3 separate regions of the Homo sapiens genome follow, and all the other regions are linked to region 1. The links are chromatin contacts, found by Hi-C or POLR2A ChIA-PET in ENCODE. All regions are on one chromosome and are shown on one strand. Each heading gives the region's core, a stretch centred on a gene start or an enhancer-like site at or near the end of the contact. The rest is flanking DNA. Distances are from core to core; before and after follow the strand shown. Region 1 holds the start of NDUFB4 (NADH:ubiquinone oxidoreductase subunit B4). Region 2 overlaps FSTL1 (follistatin like 1). Region 3 holds the start of FSTL1 (follistatin like 1).

What was found. A loop is a pair of places that touch in the nucleus more often than their neighbours do. ChIA-PET counts read pairs that join two places held with the same protein, here RNA polymerase II (POLR2A). Pooled maps may share reads with other maps.
Region 2: a map of B cell shows a loop between it and region 1 (14-fold over the local background). The contact joins the enhancer-like site here to the promoter of NDUFB4 in region 1. A Hi-C loop is called at or near these places in 2 of 168 maps with a recorded cell type or tissue (B cell and PC-3) and 14 of 50 pooled maps. POLR2A ChIA-PET finds 5 or more read pairs at or near these places in 7 of 52 experiments (Caco-2, MCF 10A, OCI-LY7 and 3 more).
Region 3: a loop to region 1 is called in a pooled map, with 4 times the contacts of the local background. The contact joins the promoter of FSTL1 here to the promoter of NDUFB4 in region 1. A Hi-C loop is called at or near these places in 1 of 168 maps with a recorded cell type or tissue (ovary) and 4 of 50 pooled maps. POLR2A ChIA-PET finds 5 or more read pairs at or near these places in 2 of 52 experiments (both WTC11).

The regions. Positions count from the first base shown.
Region 1 is chr3:120,594,177-120,598,740 of GRCh38, forward strand. NDUFB4 (NADH:ubiquinone oxidoreductase subunit B4) reads left to right here and starts at 2,160. Exons shown (of 3, transcript NM_004547.6): 1 at 2,160-2,363. The coding sequence starts at 2,184. RefSeq lists enhancers at 2,231-2,570, 3,611-3,680.
Region 2 is chr3:120,414,740-120,419,303 of GRCh38, forward strand. It overlaps FSTL1 (follistatin like 1), which reads right to left. Exons shown (of 11, transcript NM_007085.5): 3 at 1,184-1,288. It overlaps LOC124900546 (a long non-coding RNA gene), which reads right to left. Exons shown (of 2, transcript XR_007096030.1): 2 at 2,498-4,564. It also overlaps the pseudogene BTNL12P. Among named protein-coding and RNA genes, the nearest start is that of MIR198, 21 kb to the left of the region's middle. RefSeq lists an enhancer at 2,363-2,532. Within about 2 kb of position 2,677, at least 11 of the 41 ENCODE cell types and tissues checked have a DNase peak (open chromatin) inside an H3K27ac peak, as active enhancers do.
Region 3 is chr3:120,448,626-120,453,189 of GRCh38, forward strand. It overlaps FSTL1 (follistatin like 1), which reads right to left and starts at 2,367. Exons shown (of 11, transcript NM_007085.5): 1 at 2,272-2,367; 2 at 2,059-2,121. The coding sequence starts at 2,121. It overlaps LOC124900546 (a long non-coding RNA gene), which reads right to left and starts at 2,029. Exons shown (of 2, transcript XR_007096030.1): 1 at 1-2,029.

The DNA of each region.
Region 1 (4,564 bases), core at 910-3,409:
GTTTGAGACGGAGTCTCGCTCTGTCGCCCAGGCTGGAGTGCAGTGGCGCGATCTCGGTTCACTGCAAGCTCCGCCTCCCTGGTTCACACCATTCTCCTGCCTCAGCCTCCCGAGTAGCTAGGACTACAGGCGCCCGCCACCACGCCCAGCTAATTTTTTTTTGTATTTTTAGTAGCGACGGGGTTTCACCGTGTAAGCCAGGATGGTCTTGATCGCCTGACCTCGTGATCCGCCCGCCTCGGCCTCCCAAAGTGCTGGGATTACAGGCGTGAGCCACCGCGCCCGGCCAAACTGCCAAATGTGGGTATAAATGTGACTCAAAGCTGGCCTGAGCTGGTGCTTTCTGCCTATGAGGTGGCCCTGCTCTACAGGAGCAGTCACGGTTGTGACACCACCAAAGCTGTAACACTGCCTCTTCAATAAAATTGTTTTCTTCTACCTCCGGGTTGCCCTTGAATTCTTTCCTGGGCAAAGCCAAGTTCCCTGGTTGCCTAAGCCCCACTTTGGGGCTCGCCTGCCCTGCATCAGTTCGTACTCGCTGGACTCATTCCTTTATCCTTTTATTCTTTTTACATGCTCTCCTTCCTAGATCAGTGTCTAATCTATACAGGTTTTGGAAACTTTATGTAGTCTTTAGAATTTTATAAACTGCTCTTGCTTTTCATATTGTATTATTTTCTTAGTATTTCAAAACACCTTTGAACAAGTCAGAATTTCCTTTTTTTTTCTCCTTTAAAATCGAGTCTGAGTAACTCGTCTTGTGTTCATTTTTTCTACATTCTCTCAGCCTGAATCCTCATGAGTCCATTTTGCTCTATATTCATCTGGACATTAGACTACTTTGAAATATTACCATTTCTGCCTATTCTTTCTGTACTGCCTGATTGTCAGCTCCCGAAAGGCAAACACCCCATCTTCCATTTTGTCTGGATTTCCCCCACTGAGCCTAGAAGATTGACTTAACACTGACTAGTGTGCTGTGTGCTTCACGCGGTGGGTGCTTAATAAATATTTTAAAACAGTATTAAAATGTTGAATAAATTTGACAGCAGTGCTGCTTCTCATCATTTCAAATGCCAACACTTTCTAGGTCCCTTTTCTAGCAACCATTTCCCAACATACCTACGCGCCCCCAGACGTTTCAGCCAAGCTGGGGCTCTCTTTTGATCCATCCTTCTTTGCCCGAGTTATGGAAATATTGTTTACATTTTTTCCCCTGAGGAGAAGGGGAACCCAAAGACCCTGCTGTGAAACTTGAAGTTGTTTTTCTCCTTGGTAACTGGGGAGAAGGAAGGACAGTAGGGACAGAGAAGGTTTTGTTTCTGATTACTTCAGTTTTCGCCCCAGATCGTCTTTTACAATAAGATACATGCCCCTATGAGTATTTTCATACCTGTAAGGATGTTTTTAATTCTTTGCATCTGAAGAGTGCTAAGGATTTTAGGCAAGAGGTTTTAGTATTTTAACTAAGATGTTTTCTCATGAGCTTTATTCAGTATCTCATTTTCTTCCTGACCTTCTATAGTCAGTCAGGCAACATTTCTCTTATAACATCATTTTTCCTATTAATCATTATTTCGTACCTGTGAAAAATAAGCTTACACTTAATGTTGTATGAATCTAGCATGGTAAAGTACAGAAAAGCTTATTCTCTTCTTCTTGGGTAGGGAATTCTGTTTTGCAAAGCACTTTGTGATCTATTTGTTAGCTTATTTAATCCTCACAACAACTTTGCTAGGTGGACAGGAGTCATTATCTCCAGGATAAGGAAAAGGAAACTCAGAGACTTTAAGTGACTTATCCAAGGTGACACAGCACGGTTAGACCCACAATGAAAACCCGGACTTCTGACTCCACAGCCAGTCCCACACAGCTCAACTTTACATAATAAGCCCTGGTTATGTCAGTAGAGACAAGGCTGCTAGGAAGAAGCAGCGCGGTGACAGATGAGTAGGTGGGGAGCGGCGGTGGGGCAGGGCGCACTGCGAGAAGAGCACTTCGCGCATGCGCATATCACCGAGCGAACGCGCCGTGTTCGGGAAGGTAGGAGAAAGAGGCGGAGCTCCTTGTTAACGACATCCCCAACCTCTGCTAACGCGCAGGCGCACTTCCTGAAGCTGAAGGTCAGCATAGACAAAGGGCCTCAGAATCGCGCAGGCGCAATTGTGCCCTGGTTCGCCAAGATGTCGTTCCCAAAGTATAAGCCGTCGAGCCTGCGCACTCTGCCTGAGACCCTCGACCCAGCCGAATACAACATATCTCCGGAAACCCGGCGGGCGCAAGCCGAGCGGTTGGCCATAAGAGCCCAGCTGAAACGAGAGTACCTGCTTCAGTACAACGATCCCAACCGCCGAGGGCTCATCGTGAGTGTGGGGCCTCCCAGGCGGGAATAGGGCCCGAGTCCTGGGAGAGACCGAGAGAGACCACGCAAAGGGTCGGCCACCGCTCCCGATCAGTATCTCAGACGCAGGTCCTCTTCCAGGCCTAGCCAACTCACTACCCTTTTACCTTTGCCAGAGCTTGGCCCTCGAGAGGACCGGCTCTGGACTCAGACCTGGCTGGGTTTGAATCCTGGCTTGATCACTTCCTGCCTGCGTGACCTTAAGAACGTTATTCACTCTGCTTATCCTCGATTTTCTGTCTGCAAAATGGGCGTAATATAGTGCTTACTCTTTTATCAGGCTGTTAGGATTAAATGAGATAGAGTATGTGACTGTCCTAGCACAGTGCCTCGTTCGTAAGGCGTGTTCAGAAAATGTTTCTATATATATGCATATATATATTATATTATATATATATTCTATATATATGCATATATATTATATTCTATATATATGCATATATATTTTATATATATGCATATATATTATATTCTATATATATGCATATATATTTTATATATATATATAATTTTAAAGAGCTGGTGTTTACCTTTCAGTTCACAGCTCATAGGGATACTGCTCTCTCCTGATGGGAATACAGTGATTCCTTCAACCTGCATCTTTTAAAGACCCTGAAGCTTGCTGAAGTTCTAGGCTTTGGAGTCAGAACCCAAAGCACTACTCATTGGCTAACTCTGTTACCTTGGGCAACTTCAACTCCTCTGAATTATAGTTTCCTGGTTTCGTATATAAATGATGTGCATTATGAGGTTAAATAAGACAGTCTGTGTAACATTCGCAGCACATAATATATGCCCAGTAAACTGGTAATTAACAGGTGTGCTTTCATTAGGTAGTTTTCTATACAGGAACTAAGTAGGTTAAATATGATGTTAACAGAACAGGACTGGACTTTTCCCACACGTTGCATTGGTGTTTTGGAATTTTTGGAAGTTATGAGGATTGAATGAAAGTTACAATGTGCCAGGCACTGTGCTAAAACTCTTTTTGAGTACTATTTACATATCACAACTATTTGGATGATTAAGCTCTACTACTGTCCCCATTTTACAGATGAGAAGACAACATGGGAAGGACAAGTAGGTCATACAGAGATACCTCTTTAGTAGGTGATAGAGCAAAATTCTAACCCTGGTTTGTGTAACCCACAGCATCTGCTTTTAACTAGTTGGTTATACTGTCTCCAGCCAGAACCTTGTTAACTTGGGAAGAGGGTGCAGAGAGACACATTTATTACAAACTCACATGATTGGGTTTGATGTGTTAGTGTGATGCATTAAAAAAGAATAAGGCCTCAGTCAGACCTGAAATTGAAACCAAGATCTTCTGTCTTCTAGCTGTATGCCTCAGGGTAGTTTCAATTTTCTCATGTGTAAATAGAGGTAATACTACCAGTCTCTTTGGTTCTGTTGATTAAATGAGTGTGTGACACTATCATTTATTAATCAATACATGTAAATTCTCTTGCCTAATTTTTTTTTTTTTTTCCCTTGAGACAGGATCTTACTCTGTCACCCAGGCTGGAGTGCAGTGGTATGATCTCGGCTCACTGCAACCTCTGCCTCCCGGGCTCAAGCTGTCCTCCCACCTCCGCCTTCCAAGTAGCTGGGACCACAGATGTGCGCTACCATGTCCGGTTAAGTTTTTGTATTTTTTATAGAGATGGAGTTTCATCATTTTGCCCAGGCTGGTCTTGAACTCCTGAGCTCAAGCGATCCTCCTGTCTCCGCCTCTCAGAGTGCTGGGATTACAGACTTGAGCCACTGTGCCTGGCCATCTTGCCTAATCTTTAAGAATGATTGATTGAATCAATAAATAATTGCTCAGGGTCTGTTATGGCCCTATTTTACATGCCAAGATAACAATGGAGATCAAAACAGGCAAAAATTCCTGTCCTTGTAGAACAAACTTTCTAGTAGGGGAGACAAGAAACAAGTTAAAAAATTAAAATCATTTAACATGTTAGTGGTAAGTGATGAGAAAAAAAATAAAGCAGGGGAGATTTGGAGTGTGTGTAAGTAGTAGGGGAGGTAAGCAGCTACAATCTTAGGCCCAGGGAAGCCCTCTGTTTGAAGGTGACATCTGAATAAAGATCTGAAAGAAGTGGGGTGAGGGACCTAGCTCTCTAGGAAGGCAGCCTACTCATCAGAGAACGGCAAGTG
Region 2 (4,564 bases), core at 1,427-3,926, 180 kb before region 1:
ATGGATTAAGGGCGGTGCAAGATGTGCTTTGTTAAACAGACGCTTGAAGGCAGCATGCTCATTAAGAGTCATCACCACTCCCTAATCTCAAGTACCCAGGGACACAAACACTGCGGAAGGCCGCAGGGTCCTCTGCCTAGGAAAACCAGAGACCTTTGTTCACTTGTTTATCTGCTGACCTTCCCTCCACTATTGTCCTATGACCCTGCCAAATCCCCCTCTGTGAGAAACACCCAAGAATTATCAATAAAAAATAAATAAATTAAAAAAAAAAGAAAGAAAAAAAATCTTTAGCTCTATTTAGAGATCTCTGCAACGTTCTTTTAATTTCTAAATTATTGCTTTTATACAATGGAATAAATACATATTCATGTTTGTTTTTCAAAAAAAAAAAAACATTAAAAAAAAAAAACCCTGCATCTCATCTACTGTTTTTAAAAATTTGCATATCCTCTGACCTAGCAAGCCCTGGTGTCAATCAATGCTACAGAAATAAAGGCAGGGGCATATAAGGGTATTTGCACAAGGATGTTATTGGTTATAGTGGTAAACAACCCAAAGAACCAACTGAATGTCCATCTATGGGAAAATGATTGAATAAATCTAGTTCTTTTATATTACTAAACATTATGCCACTACAATGAGTTAAATGAGTTAAAAGTATATGTGCTGATCTAGAGGGTTGTCCCTGATAAATTAATGAGTAAAGAATACAAACTGTATATATCTATATCCATATCATGATCCCATTTTTGCATAAAATAGGGGGAACCATTATGTCTACAGTAGCATATAAACCCTATGCTTATAGTAACATAGAAAAGAAAAACATGTGGAACATGTATCAAATTGTTAACGCTGGTTACTTCAGACTAAGGGATTGAAGGGTTATGGGGGAAGATTATAATTTTATGCTTGTGTAAATGTCTGTACTATTTGACTTATATAAAACAATTCTTATTTTTTAATTAAAAAATCTTATAAAGCTAAATTTTTTTAAAAGAAAAAATATCCATGCTTTAAAAATCAGGAATCTGGAATAAGAATTCCACGTTTTTCAGGGGGATGAAGAATGCTTTTATAAAGAGAATGAAATCATTGGCACTGCCTGCTGATGGGTGGCTCCGCAAGGTACCACATTGGCCTTGGCCACTGTCCTCTGGCTCCCGACATCAGGACTTACCTCAATGCAGAGACAGGTGGGTTCCCCTTTCTCTGTGACTGCACATTCCCGGCCGGCTCCACAAAACACATTGGCACAGATCTTGGATTTGCTCCTTAGCTCTTCCTAAAACATACAATCATAAAGGAAACCGTGTGACTGAGATGAACCCATTATGGAATGAGCCCATAATGAGATTATCTTTCAGGCTTGGGCTTTGCTCTGGAGTCATGGCTCATGGTCTTAAACAGCTAGATGTTGGGTCTTAAACAGCTGTTGGAGACGTTGCCTCCAACAGCTAGTGCCCTACTCCCAGATACTGCTTCAGCCCAGGTTCAGGTACTTCTGAGTCCCTAATATGTTTCTCAAAGAGCAAGAGTTCCTTTCTTGCATGCTTCCTTTCTTCTAAAAATGCTTGTTGAGCACCAATTTTATGCCAACACTACGCTGAGATGGAGATACAAAGGACAGACCCTGTCCTCAGGAAGCTCCATGACTCTCAGAGGAAACTCACAAAGAAAGAGACATTTGGAAAACAACACAGGAAGTGCAAGAACAGGATCACCAGGGAGCTGGAGGGGAGGAAGAGGGTGAGAATTTTTCAAAGGATACTTTCTGAAGATACTAGGTCTTAACTGATTCTTAAAGGGTGAGAGGAGTAAGTCAGGCAGAAATGGAAACATTGTACAGAACTATGACTATCTGAAGGACCCAAACCTGACTGAATGGTGTTCTAGGCATTATCATCTCAAAGGGCAAAAGAAGGATGGCTAAACCATTGGAAACGTGGATTCGCTATTTTTGCTATGGTCCCATTTAGCCCCTACCCATGTCTGCCACTGTCTTCAAGATTAAGAGGGCGAAGCTGCCTGAAAGTAGAACTATTCTCAAATCATTTGCTAGTCAGGCATTCCCCTGTTCAGACGTGTGCAGCAGAACTGACAAGGCAGGGAATGGTCTCAGTGTATGCCACCTGAGAATGTGGGGGTATTGACAGGCACTGATCTGTTGGTGGCTCATCCCTTCCCTCCCATTCACTGGTGGCAGAAAGCCAGCCCCACCTCATTCACCACTCAACCCAGGGGTAGTGGTGGTTGCATGAAGGAGAATGTGATTTCCCCAGCTTCTCATCCTGACTGGCTGGGCAGGCAAAATCACGAAAGACCTCCAGACTCAAGGCTACTGGGCTAGATGCTGTGACAAAACCAACAAAGACTGCAGGAGGCACGATGGGGTCATGGGGCTGGCTGGGGTAAGGCAGGGATGGAACCAGACAGTCCACCCTCCAGGCCATGTCTACCACATTATGCAGAGAACTCACACCCACAAGTCTTGTAACAGTACAATTCTTATAGTTGGTGAATGTTTTATACTCAAGATTAGGGGAAAAAAGCAAAAAGAAAGAAGAGGCTTTCGAGCTGAGGTGCTGTATCCAATACAGCTAGTCTGCTGCCACCCAGAGGCTGCTCTGCAAACTCCAGGTCATTATTTTCTGTCCCAAGCCAGCTTGCTGGTCATGCAGGGCTCCCATTGGTCTAGAAGCCGTTCTCAGCTCACATTTCATTGGTTCACATGCTGTTGATAAACCAATTCTTTTTTGAATGTTGCTAAGGCGAATTCAAGAAAGCTAGCAGGCGGGGAAGAAAGAGGAAGTAATTCCCAGAAGTCCGCGGGGATTGGAGAGCTTTTGTTTTCCTAAACAGAGAGTGGAGATAAAAATCAAGGATATTCTCCAGGCAGGGCCCTCTTGTGGAAACTGTGCCTGACAATGTAAGGCAACACGAAAAAGGAAGAGGAAAAGGTTTTTGCTGACGAGTTGTTCCCATGAGTTATGGACACACAAATGCATAAAAAAGCATGCTCAGACACATGCCTGCACTCAAAGACACCCGCACACAGCTCCACAGGCAAACACCCACAAACCTCCACTCACTAGTCTCTGTCCTTAACTAGTAATTTTCATTCTTTAAGGCTCACATGTCCTCATCTATAAAGTAGGGGTAAATGCCAACCCTGCCCTGCGGAGATTCAGTGAGATACATGTGGAAGTACCAACTGTAAAACAAGCTGCATATGAAACCTGTTATTCATGGGAATGCCTTATAGAGCTACTTGCAGAAAAGCCTGTGGCATGTATGGAACCTCCTTTTAACTTACATTGTTGTTTTTAGTAAGTATTAAAAACGGATTGAATTAAACCAAGTCATTTTTCAGGAATAGTTCTCAAAAATCCATTTGAAGAAACAGATAACTTTTGAGTTATAACAACTAATATTTGAATAGTACAATTTACAAAATGTTTTCATACACATGATTTTGTCTTATAGGGAAACCCTGCAAGAATAGGTATATTATTATTAACCCTATTCCATAGATGAGGAAATTGAAGACCAGAAAGGTCAGATAACTTGCCCAAGTTTCCAAAGCTAGAAATGAGAGGAGCTAGGATTCCAACTCGTATCTTCAACCACTGATAACTAAACTCCCATTTATAAATATCCGGCATCCTACTATTTTTATTATATGTGATTTAAGCTCTTCAATAACTCCTTAAGTTAGACATCATTACTAGCCCCATTTCACAGGTGAGAGAGCAGAGGCTTAAATAACTAGAAAGTGGCAGAGCTAGAATTCTGCCCAAAGGGAAAGCAGTTTATATTTGATTTATTTTCATATCCAGATGACGTAAGGAAATTATGATGGGGGTGTGAGTTGCATAATTAGCAAGTGTCGGGAGAATGTGCGTTAAGAGTGCGTCAGAGATTTAGGTTTAAATTACCCACATCCCACCTCTATTCCTTACTTGCTGGTCGTGGGCCAGGTGCTCTCTTTAAACCTCAGCTTCCTCGTGAAAACTGGGAGTACTGATTCTTAGAGGGTTGTTGTGAGGATTAAACGGGATGTACTGCAGGCAGCACAGTGCCTGCCACACAACTGAAAGTGGCTATTACTACAGTGGGCAATTTATTTTCAGACAACTTTCCCACTGAGATGCTGTCACTACCACCTTGGGCTGTCATGTCCCCGTTTTTCCCTGTCCTCCCTTGCACTGCAGTGATAATAGAGAACAGAAGGACTCACTGAATGGAAAAAACAAAAGGCCCGTTTGAAGAGCACACAGAGAAGGGGGGAGCCACTAGTTACACAATCATTCCTCTTTGCAGGTGACACGTCTGTCAATAGGTGGCAATCTCTCTCTGTCTTGCACAGCCCAGCACTGCAATGCAGAAGCGCAGTGTTGGCTCCTGCAGCTCCACCCAGCTCTGTCCTCGGAACAAGAAGTGGTGCAGGAGGTGGAAGAATAGGGTGGCTGCTCCAAAAACATGGGTAGGGGGATCTACCAATGTGGGGGAGGTCTCACCTGCAGCCTCATAGCCCTCCCCAGTGATCCCCATTCACAGG
Region 3 (4,564 bases), core at 1,117-3,616, 150 kb before region 1:
GCCTCTTTTCTCCCCCAACGCACTCTGTTTTCACATCTCAGTACTTCTCTATTTTGCCTTCTTCCCTGTAGTTTGCCTGGGAATTATGTGAGAGCACTGGATGCTCTTCTACCTCCAGCAGGAAATTGCTGCTGGGGGAACTTCCTACCAGGGATAAGTTTTCCCTGTGTGGAAGGGGGTTGGGAGGGGTGTGTGTCTTGCAGGCCGCCTAGAATAGATTCCAGACCTTGGGCCACACAGCCTGGTAAGTCAACCAACAGCCTCCTCACACCTCATATTTGCATTCCAGTTCACTGAGTGATTTCACACACTGGCTGGCAATTCTTGAGCCTGCTGGAAAACCAACCAGGGATTCACCTCATCCATCACTGGTCTGCAACTGCCTTTTGAGGGCCACAGCAGGGGATGGAGAAATGTTTCTTAACCAGGGCTACATCAGCCAGTGAAGGGGGATACGCTCTCAAATGCAAACCCTGGAAAACCAGATGGATAAGAAGCAGACCTGGAGTTCAAGATGGGCTCCAAAGGTAAGAGAGGTAGGTTCAGATCCTGCTTCAGAGCTAACTAGTTGTATGACCCTGGGCAAGTTACCTAATCTCCTTAAACCTGTTTCTTCCTCTGTAAAATCGGGATAATAAAACCTACATTACAGGGTTTGGGAGCTTTAAAAGAAGTAACTGCAGGTAACGTACACAGCCCAGTGTGTGGTAAACAAAAATGTACTTGGTAAATGTTAAACCATTGTGCTTGGAAGTGGTGTGGGTTAATGGTCAAGAGCCTTGGGTCCGGAGCCAGACTGTTTGGGTTCAAATCCCACCCTTAGCATTTAATAGCTGAGAGCATTGGGTAACCTTCGCTGACTCAATTTATCTGTCATTAAAATGGAATTTTATTACAACATAGCAGATATTTAATAAATATTAGCTACTTTTATTTCATTGGCAGTAAAAACAGTTGATTGAGTTTCCACCTCAATCAACAACGTAGTAGTGAATTAAATGAGAATTCAGTACAATGCGTATTTTTTAAAAATTGTGAAGACCTTGTATGCATTTATGACTTTTTTGGGCAGAGTCAAGCTGCGATGCTAAGGGTGTGGTTAAACTGTAATATGAAGGAAAAAATTCAAACAGGGAGCATAAACCACCCACCAGGGAGCTATTTCTTTTGTAATGTGCATTCCATTTCTTCTCCCTCATGCTTTTTAATTCCTTCCATATTTCCTGCCATAATTATCAAATGTTTAGTTTCTGACCTCACTTTCCTGGAGACTGGAGCCCGGGGAATTTAGAATTGTTTATTTTCTGTCCATAAACCTTTGAGTTAATGGAGCGGCTTCTGAGCAAAGAGTTTGTTGGTTTGTTTGTAGTGTCTCAGGAAGGTCGTTAGAGTTGAAAAAATTGGTACAAAAAAACAAGCGCTGAAATGCTTTAACTGGAAACTCGAGCCCCCAAAGAGCAGAGCAATGGATCTTCTCTTACACTTGCGCAACGTTACAGGGAACACTTGGGAAAAGGCCGTTACATTGCCCAGATGATAACACAAAACCCGAGGACACTTCACAAAGAAGAAAATACATTTCAGAGAATCATGATCTCACTTTAAAAGAGAGAAAGGAAAATTAATTTTGCCCCAAAAGAAGAATCCCGATTCCTCTGCCCCCGCCCCCAGGAGACAGACTTGGGAGGGAAAAGTCCCCAACTACTCTCAGTCTCCTCTGAAGTGAAGGACGGAACTGAGGCGCCTTTTTGAACTCGCTGCTGCTCCAGTCGCCGCCTCGTCCCCGTCGGCCCAGCCCGTCCCCTCTCCTCCTCCCCGCTCTCCCTCCATGTTAGCCGCGGCGGGGCTCCCGCTTACGGCCCGAACTACTTTTCCTGCTTTAAAGATTTAAGTTTCGTAAGCAGCATTACTGCCCCAGCTCCACCCCAGCACACCCCAAGGACCGAAACTCCCAGCGCCACCCCGGGAGAGCATCCCCAGGACGCGCGCCCACCCGCCCAGCGCGCAGACCCAAGAGGCCCCGGGGACCGAGTTCGGACTCCTCGGCCCCTCGCCTACCTCGGCGCGGACCCAGGCGACCGCCACCAGCGCGAGCGCGAGCGCGAGCCAGCGTTTCCACATCTGCGGAAGAGAGAAGAGAGCGAGTCTGAAGGCGCCGGGCCCCGCGCTGACCTGGGAAACTTGCTCGGGTCCCGCAGGCTCGCTCCGGCCGCCCAAGCACCCCCGGCCGCCCGAAGAGTCCGGCCTCCGCGCCGTGCGCCCTGCGCTCACCGTGGTCTGGTCCAGGTCTCCTGGGGGCGCGGGGCAGGACGGCGGCAGCGAGCTGTAAGCGGAGGTGGGAGCTCCGCCGATCGCCAGCCTCGGAGGAAATGCGACCTCCCCTCGCCGCCCCTTAAGACCTCTCCTTCCCCGCCTGCCTGCCCCCCCAGCTCCTCCCCATTCTCCTCCCCCTTCTGCTGCAGCGGCCCCCGCGGCTCCCGCTCCCCCTCCTTCCGACCCCTGCTCCGGGGAGCCCGCGGGAGTCCTGGCGCCGCCGAACCCCTCTCTCCGCACGGTCCCTCGTCCGGCGCCCCTTCGGCCCCCTGGACGTGGAGCGGAGGCAGAGGGGGTGTCCCGTGGGTCCCTGCCACAAAGGGGTAGGGGGAAGGGAAACCCCACCCCGGGAGGGGCTGCTGGCTGGCGGCGGCCCGGGCGGGCTGCGGCGGTGGCCAGGTGGGCGGTGCCGTGGGGGGCCCGGGAAGGTCCGGGACTGGAACCTGGAGGAAAAGACGTCCCGCGGCCTAGGAAGCGGAGCCGCCCCCCATGGCTGAAGGGGGAGGCCCAGGGAGGCAGAGGAGACCCCGCATCCCGGGGTCACGGCAGCAGGGCAGCGGGGCACCGGGAAGTGGGCGCAGGGCCGGGAAGACCGGCCGGCGTGGGGAAGGCTGCTGTGGGTTCTACAGTGCATTGTCCCGGGTGAGGTGGCGGCCGCCCTGCTCTGCTGGGAAGATCCTGAGTCCAGCGTTTGCCGGCAGCCTCATCCCCTCCTTCCCTCGGGCCGGGGAGCGGTGTCCCCCTCCTCTCTTCCGCCCACTCACTCATCACCTGTGTCCCTCCTCCCATCCCTGTCATCCCAAGTAGCCTCTGTGTTCAGGATTGCCATCTTCACCACCTTCTTCCCAGCCCTTGGCCTTCGAAAGTGTGCTACCTCTTTGACAGGGTTAACTCCCTAAAATGCTCCTAATTAAGGCGCCTTTCCTGCCATAACTAGTAAGGAGAGCAGATCCACTTAGCAACTCAGATTTCACATGCCCAAGACTAAGCCTCACTTCCCCCAGCTTCAGGGCCTGCTTATCTACCTCTTTCAGGGTGGTTGCCTTCAAACCTATCTCCTTTTCTCAGAGCCGGCTTGTACCCATAGCCTGGCAGTTTAGCCGCTGAGATCTCATATGCATCCCCTCGCCTCCGTTCACATGTCCACTTTCCTAGGCCAGACCTTCATCCTCCCTCACTCAGAAATTCTGGAAACCTCCTTTCGTTGTCCTCTGACTCCAGGCTCTCCCCTGTAGTCTCCACTGCAATCCATTGTCATATTCTTTCCCTTATTTTAAACATTGTCTTCCTCGTGTTCATGTTCTTCCTCTACTCAGAAACTTCAGCGTTCTTCTACCCACATCAAATCCAAACTCTGCCTTTCTTATAAGCCCTGCATTACTGGGCCCACCCTGTCCATCTAACTTCTCTTCAACTACATCAGCATACTTCCTCCGCTCAAAGCAGGCCCATCTCCTCGTTGTCCTCTGAACTTGTCATACTCACTCTGCTGCCAAGGTTTGTTGAGTGCCCACTGTTGTGGCTTTAGGGGGCTTCAAGATAATACCCATGGTCCCCATGTAAGTTCAGAATCCACTGAGATAGCAACAGGAGTCAGACTTATGGAGAGCAAAATGTCAGCTTTGTCTCTGCTAAAGGCTGGAATGGCAGCCATGGCTTTAGATCTGCAGGGACAGCGGGCCCAGAATTGAACATGTCCACTCAGTCACAAGCAGAGCTGGAAAACCTGCCTGTGTAAAAACTAAACTGCATGGAAAAGCAGAAAATATGTGCCTCCTGGGACATGCCTGCTCCCCAAACTTGAGGGGGTAGAGTGACACATCCCCAGTTCTTTCAAACTCTCCAGTCAGACAACTTACTCCTGCTCCCTTGTTATGGTAATAAGATTAGGGAATAGATGTTCCGCACCAGATACTCTGTCTTGGTCACTGTGCAAGGATTGAAGGGAACTATTGTGGATAAAGTTCTGCCCTCGAATAACGCACAATACATTGCATCCCTTGCAGATCCACTGCACCCTCTCAGAATCTGGTATCATCTTTCCTCCCTTCCTCTTATCTACTAAAATGCTTGGGTTTGTTTGTTTGTTTTGTTTTCAGGAACCACGTCAAGTTTGCTTCCTTCATATCTTTTCTGACAACAGCTTGGCATGGTAGAAGGCACAGGAGGTTTGAGGTCAAACCAATCTGGCTTTCCATCCTATCACTGCCATTTACTAGCTGCATGGCCTGACTTGCATCAAATAATAAGC